Regions from separate parts of the Homo sapiens genome. Here all the other regions are linked to region 1. Evidence: chromatin contacts called from ENCODE Hi-C data. All regions are on one chromosome and are shown on one strand. The core of a region is the stretch at or near the end of the contact, and the rest is flanking DNA. Distances in the headings are between cores, read along the strand shown.

What was found. Hi-C counts contacts between places; a loop is a spot of excess contacts on that map. Pooled maps may share reads with other maps.
Region 2: a loop to region 1 is called in a map of B cell, with 28 times the contacts of the local background. The contact joins the promoter of NPTN here to the promoter of ARID3B in region 1. A Hi-C loop is called at or near these places in 2 of 168 maps with a recorded cell type or tissue (B cell and CD4-positive, alpha-beta T cell), 2 of 37 single-sample maps with no recorded cell type and 10 of 50 pooled maps.
Region 3: a map with no recorded cell type shows a loop between it and region 1 (7-fold over the local background). The contact joins the enhancer-like site here to the promoter of ARID3B in region 1. A Hi-C loop is called at or near these places in 3 of 37 single-sample maps with no recorded cell type and 1 of 50 pooled maps.

Annotation. Positions count from the first base shown.
Region 1 is chr15:74,538,565-74,543,438 of GRCh38, reverse strand. It overlaps ARID3B (AT-rich interaction domain 3B), which reads right to left and starts at 2,219. Exons shown (of 9, transcript NM_006465.4): 1 at 2,109-2,219. It overlaps LOC124903528 (a long non-coding RNA gene), which reads left to right and starts at 2,351. Exons shown (of 2, transcript XR_007064719.1): 1 at 2,351-2,541. RefSeq lists enhancers at 1,224-1,283, 2,634-2,783, 2,358-2,899, 2,834-2,963 and silencers at 1,273-1,457, 1,974-2,333.
Region 2 is chr15:73,631,430-73,636,303 of GRCh38, reverse strand. It overlaps NPTN (neuroplastin), which reads left to right and starts at 2,915. Exons shown (of 9, transcript NM_012428.4): 1 at 2,915-3,179. The coding sequence starts at 3,089. RefSeq lists silencers at 2,759-3,058, 3,139-3,398.
Region 3 is chr15:75,110,043-75,114,916 of GRCh38, reverse strand. LOC124903529 (a long non-coding RNA gene) reads right to left here. Exons shown (of 2, transcript XR_007064720.1): 2 at 2,589-4,874. It also overlaps the pseudogene LOC100128721. Among named protein-coding and RNA genes, the nearest start is that of PPCDC, 89 kb to the right of the region's middle. RefSeq lists enhancers at 1,693-1,762, 1,783-1,832, 1,863-1,952, 3,878-3,947. Within about 2 kb of position 2,461, at least 4 of the 41 ENCODE cell types and tissues checked have a DNase peak (open chromatin) inside an H3K27ac peak, as active enhancers do.

The DNA.
Region 1 (4,874 bases), core at 970-3,469:
GGAAAAGAAGGACCTGCCTGCAAAGGAGAGAGTATGTTCCCAAGCCCACAGGAGAAAGATATCACCTCTAAGCTAGACACAGAACTATCAGGCAGACAGTTTTACTCTCATAGAAAAAGCAAGACCAAGCAAGCTGCTCTTGGGTCTAAGCTTTTCAAATTTCCCTGATCAAATTGCCAGCCTGCTTGTTGAGTGGACTGAGCCATACTAACTGGACATTATAGCCTCAAAAAGAATCCAATTTCAACAACATGAAAGAAACACGCAAGGAGGCAAGAGTCTCAAATTGCAATCGTCACTCAAAAGCAAACGGGGGAATTCCTCTGGAGATTTTAAAGTTAATTAATTTGAAACAGATATCAACATTGTCTGAACAACAAGTTAATGCTGCTTCTTTTTTATAAACAGCGAAGTAAATCTCTTCACATCCCCTTTCTTTCTGATTCATTTCTATTATGATATTCTCTGACAAACACAAAAAGAAAAGTCTTTCGGGCCAAAAGCATTCTGGGGGCAGGTTTATCTGCATTCTTACCAATCAGTCTCCAAACACACATCACTTTCACACCCTCTTCTCCTTTTACTCCCCCACCTCTCCCCTGCAGGCCCTCACCCCCAACAAACTTCACTTGAGTTATGTTTCTTCAGCAAGTCTCCATAACTGAATGGATTACTATGCAAGGGCAATTTTAGGTGAACAGGACTTGCAACATGGCGTACAATTTTGTCATCACATGAAAGAAGCTGCACTGCACATGTTGGGACTTGATATCTGCATTGTTCCAGTGTTTTAGGATTGGGTCGAAAGACAAAAAACAAAGTGTCTTTAGTATCTTCAAAAATTCACGGAGAAGTAATCACATCTTCAGCAATAAAAACTGCTTGGATTTAAGATTTTTTCCAGGTTAGAGTAAAAAAGGGTACAATTTTTAAAGCTAGGCCAATTAGTAGAGATTAAAAATTCTCATTTTCTGTTTATCTTATAGCCCTGTTTGTGCCTTTTGTGTTCTGTGAAAGATTCGCATTCCAATTTGCCTCTTACTGCCTTTACTTCCTCTCTTGGCACTTCAGAAAGTGTGAGTTACGCTTGCAGCAATACTTTCATTCTGCTTTAGCTCTTCTTACAGTGTAAAAAAGCATGACAAGATTTACATCCACATTAAATTCAGTTGGCAAAAGTGTTCATTTAAAATGAAAACAATTTGGGTCAAAGAAAATTACAGAATAAAGCAAATAATTCGGTGTTCATTTTAAATGTCCTCATAGTCATTACAGTCAATCAATCACGATCGGAATAACTTCTCAACCAAGTCCTGCCAGTCACTGAACAACTGCTTCTTGTCTTGTGGCACCATCTTCTCTGAATGCTGTCCCCAGCAGAGGGGGAGGTGTCCCTCCCACAGCCTCTTATAGTAAGACTGAGATGACTCAGTTCTACAACTCAATACACACACCCTCCCCCAAAGAGCCCATTTTCCCGCAGTCCCTAAGCAGCCAGCGATCCAAACAATGCCACCTGCCTACATTTGGAGAACTTATGTCTCAAATCTAAACCTCTTCATCCCTTCACACGGGCCCCTCCCCCATTTCCCCTAAAGTTCCCGGACCACCAAGCCGGGTACAACGGACTACCTGCAGCTTTGAACCCGGCCTGCTGACCATTCCCCTGCTTTTGCTGCCGGATTCTTTTGGCCCCGGGCCCCTGTAAGCCCCACAGCCCACCTTCCCGGTCACCCCTGCACGCCTCCCCCCATTCTTTATTCACCTCCCCCCATTCAGCCCTATCATTTTTACCTCTACCAACCCTCCCAGCCAATCCGCTGGCTCTTCCGATGGCCCCCGCCCCACCTATCTGCGCGCCCACTCAGCTCCAGGGCCCCTCACCCTTCTCATCGCTTTATCTCAAACGCTTTATCTCAAATGCCCTAATGGGCACAGGGCGCTCGGGGCTCCCGCGGCGCTCTCACTTTCCTTCGCGGTCCCCGCGCCCCCGACTCGCGCATTCCCCTCTCTCTCTACACCTGCCTCGGCTCCTGGCCTCGGCCCCTCCACCTGTCGCAGCCTCCTCTCCCGCCATGCCTGAGGGAGCCCGGACCCGGGCCACTTACCTGTGCGGGGCACTCCGGGTTTTCGGGCGGCGGAGGAGGCGGCAGCTCAGGCCCCGGCGCGGCAGCTGCGTCTCGGACTCCTCCGCAGCCGGGGGCCACAGCCGGGGCGGGGCCCGCACCGGAAGCGGCGCCGCGGGGCTGGACCGCCAGCCAGGGGCGGGGGCGGGGGCGGGGCGGGGCCACAGGGGGCGGGGCGGGACCGAAGCCGGAAGCTGCTAGAAAGGGACCGGGGGGCGGGGTGGGACGAGGCGGAAGTGACTCCTACGGACCGCGCAGCCCGACTGAGTTGTGGGAGGAAGCGAATGGAAGCGGGCGGAAGCCTCGGCCAATGGCAAAGTGCGGACACAGAGGGGTTCCGGTGTGAGCACTTCCGCGGGGAGTTGAAAAGAGCTGGGCGGGAGATCGTGTTCTCCGAGCGTTTTCTATTGCGGAGGTTGGTGTGGCTTGGGCGGTTGGCTGGGAGGAAAGTAACTAAAGAGCAGAGGAGTGTAGGGTTTGCCGTCGCTTCGGTCCCCTCCTCAATCTCCTGCCTTCAAGCCGGTCTTCCTCAGAGGTTCTCGTGTTTAGATCAGCTTGTCTCTAAACTTCTCCGCTCCTTCCTGGGACAGAGACCTGGCTGTCCCGAGAATGTTGCGTCCCTTGAAACTTTCTCACATGAATTAGTATTCTCAGGTCTCAGTTTGCAGAGGTCGGGATTATGTGCCAGGTGCTGTCACCTCTTGTAAAAACACTTGCTTCTTCAGCCCTTCCCCTTAGACTCTGTCACCTACTTCACCCCGTTTGGAGATAATCTGCCGATCTGTGTATCCAGCTCCTTGTCTGTCTCCCGTCTGACCATCTTTGATAATTTCAGAGCCTATGTGGCCAACCCATTCAACATCGGGCCTCGTCTTTAGCGACCCTTATATCAGCCTCCCAATCCCAGTTAAAACCTGGACCTTGTCCCTCCAAACGCTATCGCGTCACGACTCAGTAATTTGAACAACCCTCTTTTCAACCACAGCCTGCTATTCTCTCAGCTTGACTACTTTTGAATTATAGGCCTGATGCAGTAGCTCACGCCTGTAATTTCAGCACTTTGGAAGGCTGAGGCAGGCGAATCTCTTGGGCCCAGTAGTTGGAGAGCAGCCTGGGCAACAAGGCGATACCCCATCTCTACAAAAAATACAAAGTTTAATGAGGCGTTTTGGCGCATGCCTGTGGTCCCATCTACTCGGAAGGCTGAGGTGGGAGATCACCTGAGCCCAGGAGAGGCGGAGGTTGCAGTGAGCCATGATTGTGCCACTGCACTCCAGCCTGGGTGACAGAGACACTGTTCCCCCCCCCCAAAAAAAATAGAATTACAGCATAACTGTTATTACTGTTATTTCACTTTTTTTTTTTAGAAGGAGTCTTGCTCTGTCGCCCAGGCTGGAGTGCAGTGGCGCAACCTCAGCTCACTGCAACCTCCGCCTCCTGGGTTCAAGCAATTCTACTGCCTCAGCCTCTCGAGTAGCTAGGATTACAGGTGTGCGCCACCAAGCCAGCTAATTTTTGCATTTTTAGTAGAGACAGGTTTCGCCATGTTGGCCAGGCTGGTCTCGAAGTCCTGAACTCAGGTGATCCGCTCGCCTCGGCCTCCCATAGTGCTGGGATTACAGGCGTAAGCCACTGCACCCGGCCTGTTCTTTCACTTTATCAGAGCAGAGCATCTAATCGGTTGAAAGCCTCTACTTTATCTCTTATACATTAATCCCCTCTTCACTTCCTTCCTTATCCATTTTAGATTCAGTGGTACATTAATACAGTCCTGCCCCTACTTAATCTTAATCCCACCACAACACTCCTTTTTCCCCAACGAAATCCCTCACCCTGGATGGACCTATGTGTTTCTCCTTGCTTGTACCTTGTCATAGAAAGTTGTCCTGTTGCTGGGCGTGGTGGCTCATGCCTGTAATCCCAACACTTTGGGAGGCCGAGGTGGGCGGATCACGAGGTCAGGAGTTAGAAACCAGCCTGGCCAATATGGTGAAACCCCGTCTCTACTAAAAATACAAAAATTAGCTGGGTGTGGTGGCGCATGCCTGTAGTCCCAGCTACTGGGGAGGCTGAGGCAGAAGAATCGCTTGAACCTGGACGGCGGAGGTTGCAGTTAGCCGAGATCACGCCACTGCACTCCAGTCTGGGTGACAGAGCAAGATTTCATCTCAAAAACAAAAAAATTGTCCTGTTGAGGCCGAGCACGATGGCTCATGCCTGTAATCCCAGCACTTTGGGAGTCCGAGGCGGGTGGATCACCTGAGGTCAGGAGTTTGAGACCAGCCTGACCAACATGGTGAAACCCTGTCTACTAAAAATACAAAAATTAGCCGGGCGTGGTGGTGAAGACCTGTAATCCCTGCTACTCCAGAGGCTGAGGCAGGAGAGCTTGAACCTGAGAGGAGAGGTTGCAGTGAGCTGAGATTGCATCATTGCACTCCAGCCTGGGCAACAAGAGCAAAGCTCCACCTCAAAAAAAGAAAAAGTGTCCTGCTGAACAGATTGGCGTCACTACATTAATAAAGACCAACTTTAAATGGACTGTGGGTCAGGTGCGGCGGCTCACACCTGTAATCCCAGCACTTGGGAGGCTGAGGTGGGTGGATCATGAGGTCAGGAGTTCGAGACCAGCCTGGCCAACATTGTGAAACCCCGTCTCTATTAAAAATACAAAAATTAGCTGAGCGCAGTGGCAAGCACTTGTAATCCCAGCTACTTTGGAGGCTGAGGCAGAAGAATTGCTTGAAC
Region 2 (4,874 bases), core at 1,666-4,165, 910 kb after region 1:
TAAAAACATAAAAAATTAGCCGGGCGTGGTGGCAAGAGCCCGTAGTCTCAGCTACTCGGGAGGGTGAAGTAGGAGAATGGCATGAACCCGAGAGGCAGAGCTTGCAGTGAGCCGAGATCGCGCCACTGCACTCCAGCCTGGGAGACAGAGCGAGACTCCGTCTCAAAAAAAAAAAAAAAAAAAAAAAAAAAGGAAGTTACTGACTTAGACCAGGCATGGTGGCTCACTCACGCCTGTAATCCCAGCACTTTGGGAGGCTGAGGCAGGCAGATCACCTGAGGTCAGGAGTTTGAGACCAGCCTGGCCAACATGGCAAAACTCTTGTCTCTACTAAAAATACAAAAATTAGCTGGGCATGCTGGCGGATGCCTGTAATCCCAGCTACTTTGGAGGCCGAGGCACAAGAATCTCTTGACCCCGGGAGACGGAGGTTGCAGTAAGCCGAGATCCCGCCACTTCACTCCAGCCTGGGCAACAGAGCAAGACTCCATCTCAAAAAAAAAATTACAGAATTATTAAAAGGTCTTAGTTATTATGTATTTTCTCGATGAAAAGTGACAAAGTACAGCTACTATCATGTGGAATTTGGTGACATTTCTCCCTGGGTAAAAGGGTTTTTTCATAACTGCAGGTTTTGAGAGTTGACTGGTAACACCCATACTTAAAAATGTTCTTCCCAGATCACTTTTTGCAAGCATGAGATAAGAAGAAGAATACAAAGCTGGAGTCAGAATTGTAGTAGCAGCATCAACATCAACATGAGTGTTTACTATGCACCAGAAACTGTTCTAAACATTGCACATAAATTTACTCATTTATTCCTTCTATAATCTTGGAAGGTAGGTGCTATCATTAGCACCATTTGACAGAAAATAAGGTCCAGAGAGATTAGGTCATTTGCCTAAGATGACAGAGCTCCTGGATGGTAATGTTGGTGTTGTGGACTTGAATTTCATCTTTCCATTAGCCGGAACAGTCTATGTTATGTCACAGGAACAAATACCCCTTGAATCTCACAGTTTAATTCAACAGAGGGTACCTGTTCTGTATGGGTTAGCAGGGGGGTTAAGCTTATTATGCTAACTCAGGGACTAATGCTGACACAAGGTTCGTTTTGATATATGCTTTCATCGTCATGATCAGTAATCACTACCAAGACGAAAGAGTATGGGAAAGAGTCTAAACTGGAAATGAAATGCTTCTGCTTGAAGCAATGCATGTTACTTTACACATTTCACTGACCCAAGCACATCCAATGCCACTCCCGACTTCAAGGGGACAAGAAAATGCACTTCTACCATGAGTCTATTAACAAGCAAACCAGATTGTTGGCATTAATGATTAATACAAACATTCTGAGAGCTGGAGCCGTTCGTGTCCTCCTTTGGCTTCAGCTTCCCTATCCACAAAAAGACCATGATCATTTTGTAAGAATCTCTTGTTGTAAGGATCAAAGAGCCACATTTGTTACAGCTATAATGAGGCAGAATGGTTGCATCCAACCAAAGCTTCCATCAGCTGAAAATCTTGATCCCACCACAGGCAGCCCTGTAGCCCTCCTTACTGGGCTGTCTGCAGAATGGCCTTTGTCCAGATGAAGGTACATGCCAATCTTTTTGTCACTCACACACCTGAGGTTTTGAAGGACATAGTTTTCACTTCAATCAACAACATGCCATAGTGGTCCTGGCCTTTGCTAGAAATTTTGGTCTGGAACCACCAGCTGTTCAGTTCCTGTTGAAAGTTCCAGACCACTTTAGCTTGATAGAGATTGCGAGGGTCTCCTTCTTCCAGGTCCTCCAAACCCTCTCTTTAAATCAAGTCAGGCCACCAGGACTGTTTACTTGGCCCCTCAGAGTTTCCACAGACACTCCCAGGACGTCTGCTGTGAGTCAGGGATGAGCTAAGCCATAGAAATTCCTTTGCCAACCACAAGCCCTGAGGGTAGTACAAAAAATACCCCTAAAAAGAGCATTTCCCAAACTTCTATGCAAACAGTAGTAACCACACTGCCAATCACCCTCCAGAGTGCTTTGCTAGATCCTTTCCTATGGGGCCATTTGACCCTTCCTCACTCCTCTGCTAGCCTAGGCAGTGCACTCCATGAGGACGGGGACTACCTTTTCATGTGGGTTTCACTATGTGCCTGGCACACAGCACGTTCTCAATAAATGTTTTCCGCATTAAGACGCTTCTTAGGAGTCTTCATGTAAGTTCATACACGACTTCCTTGTAGAATTGTGTCAATGAACATGCAATTAGGCTAGCTGAACTTCAGGCCCTGAGAGTCTATGAAGCTAAAATAAGGCCCAGATGTGGGGTGGGAGGGGGAGTAGGCAGAGGCGGCAAAGGAGGACATTTCAGGCAAAGGGAGCAGATGTCCAGGCAGGAAAGCACAAGGTAACGGGGGCACAGGGGGCGCACCACTTTTCCTGGAAGGAAAAAACAGCAGATGAGAGAAGGAGGTTGGAGCCAGTTACCAGTAGAGGTCTATGTTCAAAGTCCAGAAGGAAGAAACAGCAGGACGGGGACAAAGAGAGGAAGGAGGAAAGGAGGCACGGTGTATGAAACTCTGTAGCCAAGAGCGCTAACAAATGAAAGGCAGGATGGGTGGAGGAAATGTACTGTGTTCCAAAGCTTCCTCTTATTTATGGGTGCTCCCGGGCCACAGAGGAGTAAACTGAAGGACTTCCCAGCTCCCCACTGCCCAGAGAGCTAGCGGAGTCCCGCCTCGCCCCGTCACATGGCCAGAGGCGCCCTCGGCACGTGACCTACCTCGCGCTAGGCCAATCAGCCTCTGCAGGGGCGGGGCCACCGAGTCCGCGGGGCGGGAGTCTCCGTCGGAGCCGCCTCTTCTCGCGATCCTTGCGGCGGTCGCTCCTCAGCCGCCCACGACCCGGAGCGAAGGTCTCGCGAGGCCTGGGCGCTGCGGCGGCAGGAGGAGGACGGGGAAGGACGGAGCCGAGCCGCGGCTGCCTCCCTCGCTCACTCCCTCGCGCACTCGCCCGCCCCCTCCCTCCCTCCCCTCCCTTCCCCGGCCCCGGCTCTGGCCCCGGCCCATTCGCTGTTGGGTCTTCTGCTAGGGAGGATGTCGGGTTCGTCGCTGCCCAGCGCCCTGGCCCTCTCGCTGTTGCTGGTCTCTGGCTCCCTCCTCCCAGGGCCAGGCGCCGCTCAGAACGGTAAGCGGGGCGCCGGGGGCGGGCCGGGCGGGGGTTGAGGGGCGCCGGGGCCGGAGGGGGCCCGGCTCTGGCCTGAGGAGACGCTGGAGCTCGGGGAAGGGGGCCGAGTGGGCGTCTGAGGGGCTGCGGGTCCGAGAGGAGGTACCGGCTGCGGGTTTGAGGAGGCGCGGGTGTGAGGACCGGAGGCTCCTATCCGAGCGGCGGGGGCGTCCGGGGTGAGCCCGAGGTGTTGCCCACTCGGAGGCTCCACGTCGTGGGGCTCGTCGTGCCGGGTCGGCGAGGGGACACGGAGGAAGCCGACGTGGGGAGCTGGAGTAGCGGGGGCGGATGAGGAGGGGGCGCAGCTCTTAGGGAGGGTGGCACAAGACCGGCGTTTGTGTTCCGGGCGACGGGGATGGTGGTGTCCGTCAGGCCCCCCGGGAGCTGGGGTCGTCCAGGATTCTACTGAGGCCCCGTAGGACTGGTGACATCCTTAAAAATAAGGGGGAAATTGGGGGGAAGAGAGTCCTGAGGAACACTAATGGTGAGCTGAGTACTAGAGACCAAAGGAGGGGGTAAAGAATCAGGGAACCTTGGATCTAGGGATAGAGGGAAGGTGGGTGGGAAGATGAGGGAGTGGGTTGACTGCAGTAGGGGACCTGGAGAGAGAAGCAGCAGTGTCTCCAAATGAGCTGGGGGAAGAGGGCTGGGTTTGCTAAAGAGGGTGGAGTGCTGGGCATTCTAGGGTAGTGGTTGGGAGAGCAAAAAGGAGTTTCTAAATAAGGAGAGGAAAATGAGCAGAGGATGGAGGGAAAGGGTTGGAACTGAGGTGGGGGAATATTTATTAGAGAAGTAAGGAGGCCTGGGTATAGAGATGGGGGTGGGGGAAGACGAAAAATAAGGGAAGGGAGTAAAATGCAGGAAGTCGGGGGTGTAATGTTGGTTTGCAGTGTGGAGGATAAATTAGGGAAGGGAGGAGTTGGGATGTGGCAAATGCTGTATGATATTGGTCGGGCCTTTGGGAAAACAGGGACACATAGCTGCAACTAATTGCAGTGGTGGGATTGAGGGCAGTGACTGGCGACAGGGAGATGGGGAAGTGGATTTTTGAGATTTAAAAGTTTCAAGACAGAAGAGACGTTATTTCCGAGGAACATGAAAGTGGCCCCTGGGAGGTGGTACAGTAGAAAGCAGAGAATTACTGGGTTTTGAATTGAAGCTCCTTTGAGAAGATGGAGAAGTGGTGGGGAATCATGGGCATAGGGACCTAAACAGAGCAGATTCTGATTGAAGACATGTGTTAGCATTCAGCTGCTGAATTGATCTTTCACAAGTGAGTCTAGGATTGTGAACCTGTTTCTGCCCTTGTGGAAACAGCCATTAAGAGGTTAAAGAATATTTTTTCTGTGAAGGAATTTATGAGAAGTCAGTACTGGAGAGTGAACTATAAATTATTTTTGCTAATCTTTCATTGTTTATTGTTAGGCCAGAACAATTTATGATTACTCTTATTAGAGAGGCTGCAATTTAAATTTTAAAAAATCAGTGATAGAGCCAGTGGAGTTTTTTGAGAAACTGGGTTTAAAATGCTGAATGTTAGAGTTTGTTTCATTATTCCTAAAACGAATAAAGGATTGACAATATCCATCAGTTAAATATGTGTTCGTAGTACCAAATTTTATGTGTGCTTCATGGCCTTGGATATCACTGCAGGGG
Region 3 (4,874 bases), core at 1,212-3,711, 570 kb before region 1:
ATGTCTACAAACTGTGTAGTGACAGTGGCTCAGAGCCTCCAGACTCCTACCTCTGCATGGTGGCCTCCTGCCTTCAACAACTCACTGGGCCTCATGAAGATGCCTTCCATGGCTTTCCAGTCGTTGCTCGGCTTGGCTAGGCCAGACCATGCGTCTCTTTTTGCCCACTGATGGGTCCACCATATCGTTCTCCTGTGACAGACAGCGGTTCCTCAATGGAAGAATGTTTGAACCACCCCTCACCATCTCTCACCCAGTAGGGCCCGTTACAGAGTATGGTCCAGTCATCCAGGTGACTACCTTCACCTTCCTCACCAAAAGCACCCACTTCCTGGTTTTCAGAAAGTTGTGGAGGTTTCAGCCAGTGTTGACATGTGTCAGCCGGATGGGCTGGCAGCACTTGATGGGGGTTCCCCTCTCACCAGCTGTGGTGATCTTACCCATATTCTCCAGTAACTGTTGCTGTCATCCATGGAGGTTACACTTGTCACTGACTGCTGCCCAGTACCTGACCCATAGAGCACATCGTGTGACTGCAGATGGACACTGTAGTGCATTTCGAGCAGCTTCACCATAGAGCCGCGAGTAACAGCCAGATTGGACGCTCCCACGGTGTTCCACAAACCCCCAGACAGCAGTAGCGGAACCACAGCCATCCTAGCTGGATTCGGAGCCCCAGATCTTCCAGAAATAAATTTTTTTTAAAGAAAGGCAAAACATATACTCTGAAAACTGAAACATTTGTTTAAAGAACTTAAAGATTGGCTGGGCCCCGTGGCTCATGCCTGTTATCCCAGCATTTGGGGAGGCGAAGGTGGGAGGATTGTTGAGCCCAGGAGTTCAAGAACAGCCTGGGCAACATGGTGAGGCCCAGCTCTACAAAAAACTAAAAAAATTAGACAAGGGTGGTGGCATACACCTGTAGTCCCACCTACTCGGGAGGCTGAAGTGGGAGGATTGCTTGATCCTGGGAAGTCAAGGCTGCAGTGGGCTGTGATTGTGCCACTGCAGTCCAGCCTGGGCGACAGAGTGAGACCCTGTCTCAAAAAAAAAAAAAAAAATGGGTAGCATAGTGGCTCATACCTGTAATCCCAGCTACTCGAGAGGCTGAGGCAGGAGAATTGCTTGAACCCGGGAGGTGGAGGTTGCAGTGAGCCGAGATCACACCACTGCACTCCAGCCTGGGTGACAGAGCAAGACTCCATCTCAGGGGAAGAATATTACAAAAATTATCTGGGTGTGGTGGTGCTAGTCCCAGCTCCCTGGGAGGCTGAGGCACAAAAGTCCCTTGAACCTGGGAGGTGGAGGTAAGCCGAGATCGTGCCACTGCACTCCAGCCTGGGCAAGAGAGCAAGACTCTTATCTCAAAAAAAAAAAAAAAAAGGAAAAAAGAGAGAGAGAGAGAATCTGAGCCAGATCAGTATTAGACCTCTCAACAGCAATATTAGAAACTAGAAGTTTATGAAACAATGCCTTAAAGTTGCTGAGGGAAAATCATTATATACCCAGCCAAAGTATCAACCCAGTGTGAGGGTAGAAAATAAGACATTTTCAGACAAAAAAAAAAATTGTCTTCCGTGAAAACTTCCTCAGGAAGGAACTGGAGGATGTGCTCCACCCTAAAAGGGCATAAACCAAGAAAGAAGAAATGGAACCCAGAAAAATCAGAGATCCATAGAGGAAAGAGAAGAAATGACGTTGCAGAATGTTGGCAAAGGGAAGCCTCTGGATGACGACTGTGCTGCTGATCTGGAAAGCTTCTGGCTCAGATGGAGGCAGGAGAACTGAGGGCTCCAGAAAGGGTGTCTCAAGGGAAAAAAAAATTAAGGAACTGGAACTGATAGTGAAAATCAGTATTGAGAATTATCTTACTGGGCTTTTGCAGAAGATCTAATCATGGGTCAAAGAAAATAAGCAAGTGAAAAAAATGAGACAATGATTAACTCTGTGGGGGAAAGGAGATTGAAAAAGATAGTATATTAGTTGTTTCAGCCATAAACACTTTTTAGTGATTGTGAATGTAACCAAGAGTTGTGGTGGTATGATATTGAAAGGAGAGGAGAAAGAGTGTAAGTGAACCTCCTCTGTCACAATAGGGAGCCCTAGAGACAGCATCTAAATTGGACCTCTTGGGAGATAACCAGAATTGAAATCAATGCTTTATTTAGGGAGTAAAAACCAGAAGAAACAACTGAATAAGTTGAAATGGCTGCTTTTGGCGAGCAGGCTGACGTGGGGTAAAGAGCGTGTTATTTTTGTTGTAATCCTTTAGCATTCTCTGACTGTAAATACTCTGTACACATTATTTTGGGGAATAAAAACTGACCAGAAGAACTGTGAGGAGAAGCCATGACAACAGTAAGGCTGTTTCCTTTTGAGATTTTCCTGTCTGAAGCAATTCTCCTTTGGAAATTGAGCAAACAACCCCTCCCCATTTTTTCTGCTGTCTCATGAAGTGCATTCTCACTCCTGTGAATAATCTTGGGAGGCAGGTATTGATAAGGGTTCTTGGTGCTTTGTGAAATAGTAACTTGCATGTTGGTGACTCAGAGCAAGACTCTATCTCAAAGGCAGAACAGAAGTCAAAATTCCCACTTTTAAAAATTTTATTATTATTATTTTTCAGAGACAAGGTCGCACTCTGTCACCCAGGATGGAGCCCAGTAGCCCAATTGTAGCTCATTGCAACCTTGAATTACTGGGCGCAAGCGATCCTCTTGCTTCAGCCGCCCAAGTAGCTGGGACTACAGGCGGGCCCCACCATGCCCAGCTACCTTTTAAATTTTTTATAGAGACAGGGTCTTACTGTGTTGCCCAGGCTGGTCTCAAATCTCCTAGGCTCAATCTGTCCTCCCGCCTTGGCCTCCCAAAGTGCTGGATTAACGTTGTAAGCCACTGCACCTAACTAATATTCCCCCCCTTTTTTTTTTTTTGAGACGGAGTCTTGATCTGTTGCCAGGCTGGAGTGCAGTGGCGTGATCTTGGCTCACTGCAACCTCTGCTTCCCGGGTTCAAGTGATTCTCCTGCCTCAGCCTCCCAAGTAGCTGGGACTACAGGTGCTTGCCACCACGCCTAGCTCATTTTTTGTCTTTTTTGAGACAGTCTCACTCTGTTGCCCAGGTTGGAGTACAGTGGTGCAGTCTTGGCTCACTGCAAGCTCTGCCTCCTGGGTTCACACCATTCTCCTGTCTCAGCCTCCCCAGCAGCTGGGACTACAGGCGCCCACCACCATGCCAGGCTAATTTTTTGTATTTTTAATAGAGATGGGGTTTCACCGTGTTAACCAGGATGGTCTTGATCTCCTGACCTCGTGATCCTCCCACCTCGGCCTCCCGAAGTGCTGGGATTACAGGCGTGAGCCACCTCGCCTGGGCTTTAATTTTTATATTTTTAGTAGAGACGGGGTTTCACCATGTTGGCCAGGATGGTCTCAATCTCTTGACTTCGTGATCTGCCTGCCTCGGCCTCCCAAAGTGCTGGGATTACAGGTGTGAGTCACTGTGCCCGGCCTAATATTCCCATTTTACGCACAAGACAACATAGACCTCAAAAAGGGAAGTAACTCTCCAAAATCACACAGCCAGTGAGTGGCAGAGCTGGAGTCCTGACTCTCTTTTCTGTTTTCACACAGCTGGCCTCAGGCCCAGGGACCTCTTGGCCTTCATGCTTCCACTTCTCCCCTCTCTCCCAGCTGACCCCACCTTGCCTTCAGACACTTTCCACAATGTCCCTGGCTCTGAGCCCCACCCGGAGGGGATCCTTAATGTGAGCTATAGGCTTGAGCCCATGATCTCGTCACAGACTGAGCTCTCATCCTGATCACTCACTAAGCCCTGATCCTACCACAGAATGAGTCTTGGTCCTGGTCCTAGATAAAGCACTGAACCTGGTCATAGACTGAGCCCTGATGCTGGTCACAGACTGAGCCCCAGCCCCTTGCCACCAGTTCCATTAATAATGTATACAATTAAACACAAGTCGGGCCTGGCACAGAAGTCATGGATGGCTGGGTACCATCCCTCTCCAGTGTTGCAGAAATCCTGTCTCAGGGACAGAGCTTGTGAGGCTATGGCCTGGCTAGATGCTCTGGCATCGTTTCCCTCCATCCTCCACCAGAATTTATGCCACAGCTTGTGCCCATTCATTTCTGTCCCCTCCCGCTGCCCTCCCTGTGTGGGTGGGGGTTTGGGCAGCCCATGGTAATAAGCATGGAGCAGGGGTTGTCTGTGATGTCATTCTTGCTCAGAACGAAGCATTCCAGCATGGACAGCACTTGTCCTGGCTCCCCTGCTATATAGAACTCACTGTTCCCCACCCTAGACCCTTACCCTCACCCCTTGCCAGGCCAGCATTCTGCAATATGATTTCCAGGAGCTTCCAGAATGCTGGCTTGTTACAGCTGCTGCCCTGCTCTTAGTGACCAGCATCTCCTTCGAGCAGTCCTCTGTGTCAGGTGGGAAGCCGGGCCGACTTCTGACCACCCTCAGCTCTTGTCAGCCCAGGGGAGGTGGAAGGTCAAGGGAGGGGCAGGGAAGGTGATGGAGCTGGGCAACTTGGAGGAGAGAAGGCAAGGAGGCAGAACGGGACAGGCGTCAGTGTATCACTGAGTCATAAAATGTCAGGGCAGGTGGGAAGTGGAAGGACTGGCTCTCCTCTGCTCTCCCTTGCTAAACAGATGGAGAACTGAGGCCCAAGATCCTACAGTGACTTAGGAGAAAAATGGGGCCTCACATGTGGATTACTGGTACCAAAGAACAGCAGATCCCATAGCTCCAGAGGCCAGAGGAGGACCTTAAGGGAAGGAAGACCTTCCTAATTATCTAAGTTGCCCAGCCCAGGGACCTCTGGTTGGAGGGGCACGGGGCTGTGAGTT